Regions from separate parts of the Homo sapiens genome. Here regions 1 and 2 are each linked to region 3. The links are chromatin contacts, found by Hi-C or POLR2A ChIA-PET in ENCODE. All regions are on one chromosome and are shown on one strand. The core of a region is the stretch at or near the end of the contact, and the rest is flanking DNA. Distances in the headings are between cores, read along the strand shown. Region 1 holds the start of ARSJ (arylsulfatase family member J). Region 2 overlaps CAMK2D (calcium/calmodulin dependent protein kinase II delta). Region 3 has its middle 64 kb from the start of CAMK2D.

What was found. A loop is a pair of places that touch in the nucleus more often than their neighbours do. ChIA-PET counts read pairs that join two places held with the same protein, here RNA polymerase II (POLR2A). Pooled maps may share reads with other maps.
Region 1: a loop to region 3 is called in a pooled map, with 2.0 times the contacts of the local background. The contact joins the promoter of ARSJ here to the enhancer-like site in region 3. A Hi-C loop is called at or near these places in 1 of 50 pooled maps. POLR2A ChIA-PET finds 5 or more read pairs at or near these places in 2 of 52 experiments (MCF 10A and PC-3).
Region 2: a map with no recorded cell type shows a loop between it and region 3 (10-fold over the local background). The contact joins two enhancer-like sites. A Hi-C loop is called at or near these places in 15 of 37 single-sample maps with no recorded cell type and 10 of 50 pooled maps.

The regions. Positions count from the first base shown.
Region 1 is chr4:113,977,658-113,981,333 of GRCh38, forward strand. ARSJ (arylsulfatase family member J) reads right to left here and starts at 1,990. Exons shown (of 2, transcript NM_024590.4): 1 at 780-1,990. The coding sequence starts at 1,177. LOC107986305 (a long non-coding RNA gene) reads left to right here and starts at 2,156. Exons shown (of 2, transcript XR_001741794.2): 1 at 2,156-2,329; 2 at 2,713-3,676. LOC124900762 (a long non-coding RNA gene) reads right to left here. Exons shown (of 3, transcript XR_007058237.1): 3 at 3,238-3,307.
Region 2 is chr4:113,635,254-113,639,402 of GRCh38, forward strand. The region is part of intron 3 of CAMK2D (calcium/calmodulin dependent protein kinase II delta); the gene reads right to left. Among named protein-coding and RNA genes, the nearest start is that of CAMK2D, 120 kb to the right of the region's middle. Within about 2 kb of position 1,403, at least 8 of the 41 ENCODE cell types and tissues checked have a DNase peak (open chromatin) inside an H3K27ac peak, as active enhancers do.
Region 3 is chr4:113,823,290-113,827,256 of GRCh38, forward strand. No RefSeq gene overlaps it. Among named protein-coding and RNA genes, the nearest start is that of CAMK2D, 64 kb to the left of the region's middle. Within about 2 kb of position 1,327, at least 2 of the 41 ENCODE cell types and tissues checked have a DNase peak (open chromatin) inside an H3K27ac peak, as active enhancers do.

The DNA of each region.
Region 1 (3,676 bases), core at 740-3,239, 160 kb after region 3:
ATGAAAATGTTTGAACAATTTAAGTAGAAGATTTAGCTACTTAGCAAAGCAGCAACAATATGAAAAGCACTTTACTTAAGCATCCAAATAGTCTGATTTCTGTTGGTTAGTCAGAAAATTCCAGACCTGTGAAGAGCAACAGAAAACTGCAGATGAAGTTTGACTCCTCTTGAGCACTTACCATTGTATTTCCTTGCATTTTGAGAACTGCTTTGCTAATTAAATATGGCCTTCATTAGGGGGTCTCATAAGAGAAAATGACCCATCAAAGACCGAAGCAGAGTCATACATAAACTGGTCATATTTTACATTACTCTATATCTGTTTCGTTGGTTCATTTTCTCTGATAATTCTAGATTTAAGAATGCACCAAGAGTAAAAAAAATTTTTGATCTTTCTTATCAGTGATGGTGAGTGTGAATTCTAGTATGACATCTGAAACAAAATCTGAGCATGCTCAAAAGTAGAATAGATTTGAAACAGGAGACCATTTCTGGAAATCTCTGGTTTGTGGGTATTTATACGTTCTCATCTCATTTAGAAACTTATAATTGGCTCTGTAAAAAGGAAAACTAGACTACACTAGTGACTAGAAAATTAAGATCATTAACATTGTATCCATTTTAACACGGTACCCCAATACCATACATCATTCATTCATTCTTCATTCATTCAGTTGTTCCCCATACTTTCTGTTACTCCCTTAAATTTGGAGCTGGATCTTCATTAAATGCTTAAGATTTCTCCAAGGAATAAATATAAGAAGTAGGAACACTTACTTTCCAGTAATAAACTGACTCCTGGATGGTGTGCAAATAGGCTGGACATAGTAGTTCTCCAGTTTAACTCCTTCGGCAGCGAGCTTGTCAAGAGTAGGTGTTTTAATCTCAGATCCGTGGTAACCCACATCTCTAAATCCCTGATCATCCGCTAGGATGAAAATGAGATGGGGCTGGGAGGTGGAAGTTGTGCTGGGCTCTAGTTTCTCTCCAGCTTGAGCTAGTAAGGCCCCTTCTTCCTCCTCTTCTAAGGCCTGGCCCCAGGACAGGTAACCATAAGTGAGGAGGCAGAGGATCCAGAATCCTGCCAGCGCCCCCATTGCTAGCATCTTTCCAGGACAGACACAGGCCTGTGGAGAAGGCGGAGGCGGATGCCCCGCACAGCCCCTGGGAGCCATTCACTCAGGTCCCAGGTGAGACTCCACGCGGAGAACCACGCGCCCCGCGCCGCTGCGGGCGCACACATGCACCCAACAGACGGTGAAGACTCTCCACCTGGCAAGAAATCCTCCTCTCCTCTCAGCTGTCACCATGTCCGACAACTTTAATCTTCCAGAAGTGATGGCTTAATGGATGGGACTCCGGAAGAACAAGGAGGGCTCGCTCTTCTCCAGCACATTTCACTTTCTCCTCCTCCTCCCCCCTCCCTAGAGCAGCTTCCACCAAGGAAAAAAAAAAGAAAAAAGTTAATATCTCCACCCAAAAGTTCTCTGGAGAAAAAAACCAAGCAAGGAATTGAGAATCACAGTGGACAGGAACTTTTCGTGGCCAGAGCGCCCTCGACGTTGGGGAGCGAGGCTGACTCTCCTGGGAGTGCTGGTACGGAGGGCGGCGGGATCGGCCGTCTGTCCTGCGGTCCCCACACCTGGAAAGAACTGCGAAGTGGACGCGTCGCGTCTGGCTCTGATCAGACAGATAAACTGCCGTAGTGGACCGGCCTCCTGATCACCTTCTCCACTTTCCCAGGGCTATTTTCCCCAGTCCTTTCCTAGGCGTTTGCCAATCTCCCCGACACTCACCAGGCGGCGAAGTGAGGAAGAAGCCGTTTCCTGATCTCCCTCCACCTCCGCAGAAACTCCGGGCAGCAATTCCTTTTCCCCGCTGCTAGGGAGCCTGAAGGCCAAAGCCGGGTCCCTAGCCCCGCGGCCGGTCCGCGCGGAGCCCGCTTGGTCTTTGCGTAGTTGGCGCACCCGGCGCAGGCGCTGCAAACTGCGTGCGTTTTCTCAGCTAACTTATTTAGCTTTGGCACTCCGAGTTCTTTTGCCTCCTCCCTCTTTTCTCTCCAGTGAATCACAGAACGGTACTTTCTTCCTGAGCTCCCCCGGGAAGAGGGGGTGGGGGAAAAGGACTGTTTAGAGGCTCGATCTTTCCTTTTTCTTTTCCGGGAGGTGGATGGCCAAGGCAGAGGAGGCTTTGCCAGAGAGAGAGCTGCGTGCTGCTCCAGCCCAGCGGGATTCCGGGGGATCCGCCTGGGCTACCGCGTCCCAAGAGTGTCGCCTCCTGCCCATCACCCCGCTAGAGGGAAAGGACGGCGGCGCGAATGGGGAAGGGTAAAGCGGGCACTTCTTTTCGTGGGGCTGTTGGTGAAGAGCCCCGTCTCCCATCCCTAAAGTTGCGCTTGCAAACTTTTTCTAGCTTCTGGAGGGAGTGAGAGAGAAGGAGCAGGAATAAAAACAAAATGCGTATGACACTCTTTCCTCTTTCCAACTTCCTTTGCAGGTTTTCCTTTACTAGTCCCCCCACCCCCATCATTTTCCTATTCCTTTTGTCCCTACCTTTTTTTTTTTTTTTTTCAGTAACGATGACAAATTTTTAAGTTTTATTTCCTCTCCCAATAGCTGGCTTTTACAGCCTGATTCTTCGTTACCCTTTCCCTATGTGAAAATACTGGAATTGCCCGCTCCCTCTTACCTCTCCCCTAACTTACCCACAGGGTGTCTCCAGCCAAAAGCCTGGAGAGGAAGAGTTATGCATTTCTCCTTCAAGAACCCCGAAGCCAGTCTGCATTCCTGCATTAAAGAAGCCAGTGTTTCCCATCCAGTAATTCAGGGAGCTTCATCATTTTTTTTCCTTCTTTCTTTTTTACCATGTGGAGGAAAACCATTGTAAAAACTTATCTTGGTTGTGAAAATACTCTTGATTTTACTAGAGTCATAGAGTTTTAAAGTCCTGCTCAAAGGCAGCAGAGGGATGTATAGTATAGTCTCTATAGAAGAGGCAATGAATGCCAAGAGCCACTGAGATATTTTTTTCTACCACCAAATTTATTCAACAGTTACTTACTGAATACCTACTGTGGGCTGGCACATAACATGTCAGATTCTCTCAATTGACTGAAACATAAATCTAGGTTTCATTTAGCCATTTATTTCTAATTCTCTCCTGTTGCTAAAGTTCCTGCTGAGTTCCCAGGCAAAACTTTGTGAAATGGGAACTTTGAAAGGCACGATGGTGCTCCATGAAGTTAACCTTGCTAGCTGCTGTAGGCCTTCTGGTCTCTGTTCTTCCTTGCAGCCCTTCTGGCTAAGCTGGGGAGAGATAGTCAGTTTTAGAAGCCATGTTCAGAAATGTGAGTTTAGCAATTCTGTAAATTAAGTCACCAAATATGTAATGAGAGTACTGAGTGTCAGGGGATTGAAAAGCATTGAGAGGTAGGGCCCTAGGCTTAATGGGCCTAGCCAGGTGCTTGAATGGGAAAGATGCAAACATTCTGGTCAATCTAGCCTTTTATTTGGGGAGATAGTGACTTCTTGTGACATAGCACAAGAAGTATCCATGTTCTGTGCAAGAAGGAGACACATTTTCAGTTGAGGTTCCAAGCAATAATAATAAAAAACAATCAAAATGTATGGAATACTTACCATGTGCTAACCATAGTATTCTATATACTGATACAT
Region 2 (4,149 bases), core at 153-2,652, 190 kb before region 3:
TGAATGTAGCTTACAGCCTAAATCCAACATATATTGTGTGATATATTATAATAATTTGACCAGTTATTATTAAGAACACAAGCCAAGTTAAGGTCTTTTCAAGCTCTAAAATCCTACAATTTGTGTGGGAAATTGTACTGCAATTAATGGGCACTGTAATAGATCCTTTATATATAGAATTTCTAATCCTTATAACAATGTGAAGTAGTCTTATTTCCAGCTTTACAGACTTATTTTCAGAAAAAGGAAGGAAAAGGAGCTTATTTCTGCAAAAACAGTACAATGGAGTATCCAGGACTCAAATACAAGTCCATTGTACTTGAAAGCTGGTACTTTCAAACTAGTCCCTGGCCTTCACAAATATGTTAGTATGTTAAATACTTGTACTTAACCCTTACAAGAAAATACAGTGGGCATAATGTGAATTAGGGAGTGGACAAATATAATAGTGGAGAAAATAAATATTCCCTGCTTATGCTTTCTAGTTGGTGCCTTTTTTGGTTTTAATGGGTAATCTGCATTTATGGTATATTGATAAAATTTGTAGTTTATCTGTAAAGGTTGAGAATGACCAATGTAGAAAGGATATGTTTTAGCAAATGCAAGTGCATATTGGACTGATAGCCTGCTGACAGGAGCTGTACAGCTATGCCTGTGGTTAAAGCAGGCATCTGCTTTGATTGGTTGGTTCTCAAGTCATACTGGTTATCAAATATTTTAAATAACATTCCTGTTGCATGCTGTCAACTTCTGATTTTATATTCCCAACCCTGAACTCTCTACCAGATTTCAGACTCACATCCAATGACGTCTTTGGCATCTCCAACTCAGGAGTCTAATAGGTATTCTAAAATTAATGTGCCGGTAACAAATCCTTTCATCTTCCCATCACAACATTCTACCTCACTCCCAGCTGTGTCCACCTCCACTGAGACAACTCTATCCTCACAGTTTCTCTGGATTTATCCTTGACCTCTCTCTGTCCATAATAACTCATATCCAATCCACCAGTACATTCAGCTCTACTTTCAAAGCACATCCTGCATCTGACCACTGTGTTCTATTTCCATTGCTGCTACCTCAATTCAAGCCACCGATTACTCCAACTGTCTCCTAGCAGGTCTTCCAGCCTCTGCTTTGGCCCTTGCAGTCCTCTTGCAGCATAGCAGCCAGAGTGATCCTCTTCAACCAGAAGTCAGATCAGCTCACTCCTCTCTTCAGAACTTGCTGAAGCCCTCCTATCCTTAATAATCTACTCGGACTGCCATAACAAAACACCATTAGACTGGTGGCTTACACAACATATTTATTTCTCACAGTTCCGGAGGCTGGGAAGTCCAAGATCAAGGTACAGGCAAATTTGGTTTCAGATGAAGACCTGCTTCCTGGCTTGCAGATAGATGGCCCCCTTGTCACTGTGAACTCAAATAGTGGAGAGAGAGCTCTAGTCACTTCCTCTTCTTATAAAAACACTCACGCTATCAAGGAGGTCCCATCTTCATGATCTCCTCTAAATCTAATTACCTCTAAAGGGCCCTATCTCTAAATACCATCACATTGGGGATTTGAACTTCAACATATGAATTGGGGAGGTGGGCACAAACATTCAGTCCATAACAATCCCACTCAGATGGAAAGTAAAGGTCTTCACAATGACCTAGGGCCCCTGCCCTACTTCCAGTCCCCTCACTCCACACCACACTATGCTGCATGGCCTGCAAGCTGCTCCCATCCTTGCCAGATAAACCCCCATCTCACTACCCCTTAGAGGCTCCTCCCTCAGGTATCTGCAAGGCATGCTCCCTGACTTCCTTCCACACTTGGCCCACTTACCATAATCTGACCACAATCTGACCACAATATGACAGGCTTTTTTTATTTGTTTATTCACAGCCCCTGTTCCCAGAATAGAAGCAGTATAAGGGCAAAGAATTTTGTCAGCTTTGCTTATTGATGTATCACAGGTGTACAGAAGAGTACCTAACATGACAGATATTAAAAAAGATTTGCTAAATGGATGAATAAATGTATGAGGACAATTTTGTAGGACACGTGTAATTCTAAATATACAATGATTTTCCTACAATTCTCAAAATAGTTCTATATTCAAAATGGAACATATCCCCCAATGTTTCATTTTGTTTTTCAAAATAATGTAAAATAAAATATATCAAATGGAATAAGAAAGTTGAGTGAGTGAGTCTAAGAGGGAGTTAAAGTCCCATTAGCAAGTTTCATAAACTTGTGAGTCCTTATCTTTCCTCCTGTGGTTTCATTTGTATTTGGTTTCAGAAATTCTCATCGAGGAAGCTAAATGCAATCTTTTGTTTTGGTTTGGGCACATAATCAAAAATTTTTAGCTGCAAGAAAACAGTAATCCAACTATTCAGGGGGTTTCCTTGAAATCTGTCCCTTAGAGATTTACTGTGGTATAAACTTGGATGTAAATTTCTATAAAATATCTACCTAGGAAGATATAATCTGAACTTTTTTCCTAGAAACTATAAAAGTACACATTTTTTTTTAATCCATAGGTTGGTTCCCAGGCCTCTACCATGCAGAGATAGGCTGCCTGGACATACCAGAGTTGAAATGTTTTTGAAATAATAATAAATACTAAATAATAATAAATACTAAATCTTTATACAGTTTCCAGGATTTGACACCAGTTTGTGGACCAAAAGCAAGAAAGAATAGCAGCCTTGTCCAAGCCCATCCTTAACCAAACATATAGCTCTCCATCCTCCTTCTCCCAAATATGGTATTACACATCCACTCATCTCTTAGTGCCTTCCAATTTGTAGCTTCAGAGCTGGCTCCCCTGATCACTCCTCTAATTTCTGAATCCTTTCTGAAGCTAAGAGCTAACAGTGCACTCAAATAATTCTGTGCATTTACCCATGCATAATATGAAGAAGCTAATTCAAGTGAAGAAAAGGGAAGGCTGACTGAGGTTAAAAACAATGGAGCTTGAACAGGAACACAGAAACAGCTCTGACTAGAAAGACAGGTGTGTGTGTGTATGTGTGTGTGTGTCAGAGACAGAAGGATAGAGACAGAGAGAGAGAAAATTTGAGAGTGGGAACCACAGAGCACAAGAAGAAAAATGAGATAGAGGTTTGGAGAATATGAGCCTGCGAACAATGAGAGAGGTAGGAGAAAGTATATTATTTTCTTTTCTGAGGTGTGATTCCCATAGAGAATATCTCCCTTGGGGGTAGGTTAGATACCTACGAGATGCAAAACACAATGTGCTCTCAGTTCTGCCAGGTACATATTTAAGAGAACAGTTTGGAGTTAAAGGTAGAATGCAGTTGGACCACTTTATAACCTTAGCAAAGCGGGGTTTAAGAAAATAATAGAGGAATTTCACTCTCAGCAAACAGGGACCTGTTTCGGTAATGCGAACTCATTAGGGCTATGCTCCTACTCAGCTTTTGTGCAAGCAACTCTAGATAAAGTGCTACTCAAATATCCCCCAAATCTGTCACCAACTTAATTCAGACACCAGAAAAAAACAAAAACTTAGAGAAACAGAGGTAGTCCAAAGACATGTTAGGGAGACAATTGTGGTAAGGTGGAATTTCTCATGTGAATTTAAAAGTTTATTTAAAAGTGAATGTAAAAATCTACTTCCTCCTCTTCCCAGGCAGCTAATAACCTAGCTTTATTGTTAATCAGAAAAAAATAATAAATATAAAAATGTAGGTTTGGCACGGTGGTTCACGCCTGTAATCCCAGCACTTTGGGAGGCCAAGGTGGGAAGATCACCTGAGGCCTGGAATTCGAGACCAGCCTGGGCAACATAGCGAAACTTTGCCTCTACCAAAAAAAAAAAAAAAATAGCCCGGTGTGGTGGTGTGCACCTGTAGCCCCAGCTTCTCAGGAGGCTGAGGGAGGACTGCTTGAGCCCATGAATTTGAGGCTACACTGAGCTATGATCTCTTCACTGCACTCCAGCCTGGGCAATAGAGAAAAATCCTGTCTCTTAAGGACAAAAATAAAAAGAAGGAAAAAGAAAAAAAATGCATAGTAAATTGTGAAAGCAGTGGATATGAATAGGCAAGATTATTATACCATACTCTGTGCTGGATCTAATGACAATTTGTTTGCTAGGCCCTGAAGATAAAAAGTGAATGAGGTCCCTAA
Region 3 (3,967 bases), core at 77-2,576:
TATTGTGGGGGCACATATAATTATTATTTCTTTAGGGTAAAGTACAGCTAAGCAAGGATAGGCCAAATGTCAAAGAGTGGTCCAGAAGTCAGACTGAGAGTTCAATTTCCTCACCCACTGACCGCACTCACTGAATGCCTCTGAAAAACCATGACTAATCACTTCTTCTTTTCAAGTATCTTATGAGGATATCTTTCTTAAAAGTATTTTATTCAGTTTCAAAAGATTTTTTATTACCTAATGCCTTTTCTCTAACTCAAAACAAATAGTACTTTTCAGTAATCGTTGCCCTTTTCACATCAATCCTTCTCCACATTGGTTGAACAATACTCTTTGGGAAAAAATAAACTGGATAGTACAACATATAGTAAGTTGAATATATAATATCTTCTTCTAATAGGTCTTCACATTTTTGCATCAAACTTGTTGTCTTAAATTCAACATCTTCTTTTGAGTAATAATACTTATGAATAACTTATGGAAAACATTGTTAAAGGTGAAAGTATCATAGAAACAAGAACTCCAGGGCATTTAAATATATCGCGAATGAGGCTTTATAAAGACTATGAATGCTAATTTGTATATCAAATATAAACAGGGTTACTAGTGAAAACAAGGTCCAAATAGGGTAATTCAAAATAGCATATTCATATCTTTTTAAACATCCCTCAGAAAACTATATTTGAAGCAATCAGGATAATCTACATATTTCTTACAAAAATACATTTGTTTTACAAAGAGCAAGATGAGCAATTAAAGTAAAACTATTAAGGATGTTGTAAGTGTCTGGGGCTAAGATTTCAGAATTAGAGTTTGGGATTAAGAAGCAATTTCTTGCATACTAAAGTTGTAAAGGTGTCAATATGAATGTGTGGCTTCCTTGAATAGTGCTCATGTATGCAGAGATCGGTGTTGATAATGCAACTATTATCATTTTTGTGATTTGGTTTGGAAAGGACAGGAAAGGATAATTGTATAAGAGAAGCAATGGTACAAATCAAATGAAAATTCAGATGATCAGCCAGGTCCAAGATGCATGGAGAATGAAGACAGAAACTTGTGAAAGTTTTTGTTTGTTTGTTTGTTTATTTTTAAAAGAGGGATTGATATCTGAGGAAGACCAAGTTACTGGAAGTCTTCAACTTGGAAGTCAAAGAATAAATAGGAAATATGTTTATAGAGAATGTTAGCTAAAATTTTCAGACATTTTAGTTTGCAGGGCATGACAAGATGGAGGGTAAAGCTGTAAGAGTGGGTAGTTGTGAAAGAAATGCAAAGGGAAATTATTGCATTAGTGATCTATTGCTGTGTTACAAATCACAAATTCAGTGGCTTAAGACGATATTAATTATCTCACAGTTTCTGTGAGTCATGAGTCCAGTTACTGCCTAGCTGGATTCTCTTCTTAGGGTCTTACAGTGCTGCAATTAATGTGTTGGCTGGAGTGTGTTCTCATTTGAGATTTGACTGTTGAGGAATCTATTTCCAAGCTCACTCGGATTACTGGAAGAATTTCCTTGCAGTTGTAGGATTGAGGGCTCTGGCCTCTTGTTGGTTGTGAGCTGAAACTGCCTTGAGCTCCTACAGTCAATTCTCATCATTTAGAAGCTATTCGCAGTTCCCAGAGGTCACCTGAAGTTCTTTGCCATATGAGCTTTCCCAACATGGTTTCTTACTTCATCAAACCAGCAAGGAGACATATGCTAGGGTGCCATCCCATCATCTTTGCCATAATCTGTTGGTTAGAAGTAAGTTACAGGCTCGCCCTGTGATTAAAGTTGGGGCGGGGGGTGGATTACACAAAGATGTGAATGCCAGAAAATGGGGATCATGAGTTCACCTTAGAAGCTGTACACCTCAACTGATAAGAGAAAAACTCTCAATATAGTATGACTCTGAAGTTTTCCAACTTAATAGAATGAACCAGTTTCATTCTATTTAGTAATGCAGGGCATTTAGTAAATGCAGGGCAATCACTAAAAAATAACAGAGTACAAAAGTTGACATAGCTGTCTAGTCTGAATCTAAGAAGAGCAGATTTTTATATTTGACTGGTGGAATAAGGCAGGAAACAGCATTTGCCACAGAAAACGAGAACTTAAACCAGGGCTCATGAAACTTGAAAGAATCAGCAGCCTCCACTGCAGAGGCTTCAGGGAAACTGTGGTTAGAACTAAAGAGCAGAGAGATTATTTTGTGAATAGGTTGATATGTGACACATGTTTTTTACCATGGCATGAGTTAGAAAAGCCAGTGGGAAAATGAGATGAAGGACAGCAGAGGGGAATGTAACTTGTAAATGTAAAAGTAGCTTGTGTTACATTTCCATCCATTTCCAGTTCATAAGCATTTTCCTCTATCCTTTCTGTTACTTGTTATATATGTGTCTCTTAAAAATAGCAGGCCTGATGTTTCTGAATCTTATGGCCCTTTAATTATTTGAAGACAAGTTTCACATCTTCTCTCTTTCAGAAAAGGTGTTGTGAGAAAGAGGCTTACTTTTAGTCCAGCATTAAAGGATTTTATATTTTTTATAAAGGATAAATTATTTTAAAAGTCTTAGACAAGGTCTGTCCCCTCCCTGCTGAGCCTGTGCAAACTCTCAGGAGATCCCAGTCACTCTCTCTCCTAATAAGACTTTCTGTCTTCTCTTTCCTAGTTCTTTCTCTCTCTTTCTCAAATTACAGTGTTGCTTTAGGAGGATTGAATATAGAAAGGGTTTGAGGCAAAGGTGGTAAGAAGGATTGTGATGGAGGAGGGAAAGCACAATATTCTCCTTTATTTGTTCCTCCATCTCAAACCTGAGCAGGAAAAACAAAACAAATAAACAAAGCAATGCCAAAACAAAAACCTTTTATTAAAGAGAAGATTACGGAAAGATACCTGTTCTGCATGGTTGGTACTGACAGCTACATCATGAGGGAAAATAATTGCTTTTAAGTCCTTTTCTCTCCCTTCCAAAAAAAGTATACTGGTTCTCAGAAATCCTTGTTAAATAGAGAAGAAAAAAATCGTCTGGTTAGTCAGACTTCAAGGTCAAAGGAGGTATGCCTGGGTGCAACATAAGGAGTTCATATACTGAATGACTCCTTTTAAAATTAGTCTCATTCAAAGTAGCAATTTTCACATAATCATTTGATTAAGTGCTTCAAATAACAAAAATTGGAATGGAATCAACTTCTTAGAAATTTTTTGTTGTTGCTCTATTACTTTGAATATTCAAACGGGCTGTAAAAAAAATCACTGAGATGTTCCAAAAATGAGCTGTGGAGCAGTATCTAGAGATTATGGTCAAGAACAGCCCACATTGGATGACCCTGACTTATTATGTAACACTTGGCTTATCCACACTTGGAATAGTACTTGTTTGGATACCATGTGTGCAGTTATTCTTGCCAGGATGCCAACAGTGTAGCTGTCTTTTAACGAACCCTATACTGGTGGTCTCCAGGTGGTTGAATGCTTCTAACCACTTCAAATGTGTTTGTTTTACAATGCCTAAGTAAATTATTTAATGAAGGATTATGGAATACAACAAAATAGCTACTTGAGGAAAACCAAAACAACATTATGATAAAGTATATACCAATGTTCCTAATAGTTACTTAAGCATACACATGTAGCTAATTATCTATTCTTGACTAATTTGTAATCTCTGTACCCTAGCGTCATTTATTTTTATATTTCATTCATTTAGTAAGCACTTGCAGAATGCTTACTATATGCCAGTCACTGTTCTAGGTGCCTGGGTACAATAAGTGCAACCAAATACAGTCCAGTCATCATGGAACTATTGTCTTAGGTGAAGAGAGGCATACACTAATCACATAAGCATGCTCAAAAGTAAAAATCACAACCCTTCAATTATTACAAAGGGAAGACACATGGATGCTGTTTTCAGAGCACTGTATATGGATGGCTGCTGGTGACTGCGGGTCCTCTTATGACCCTTACAGCTAGGTAGCAA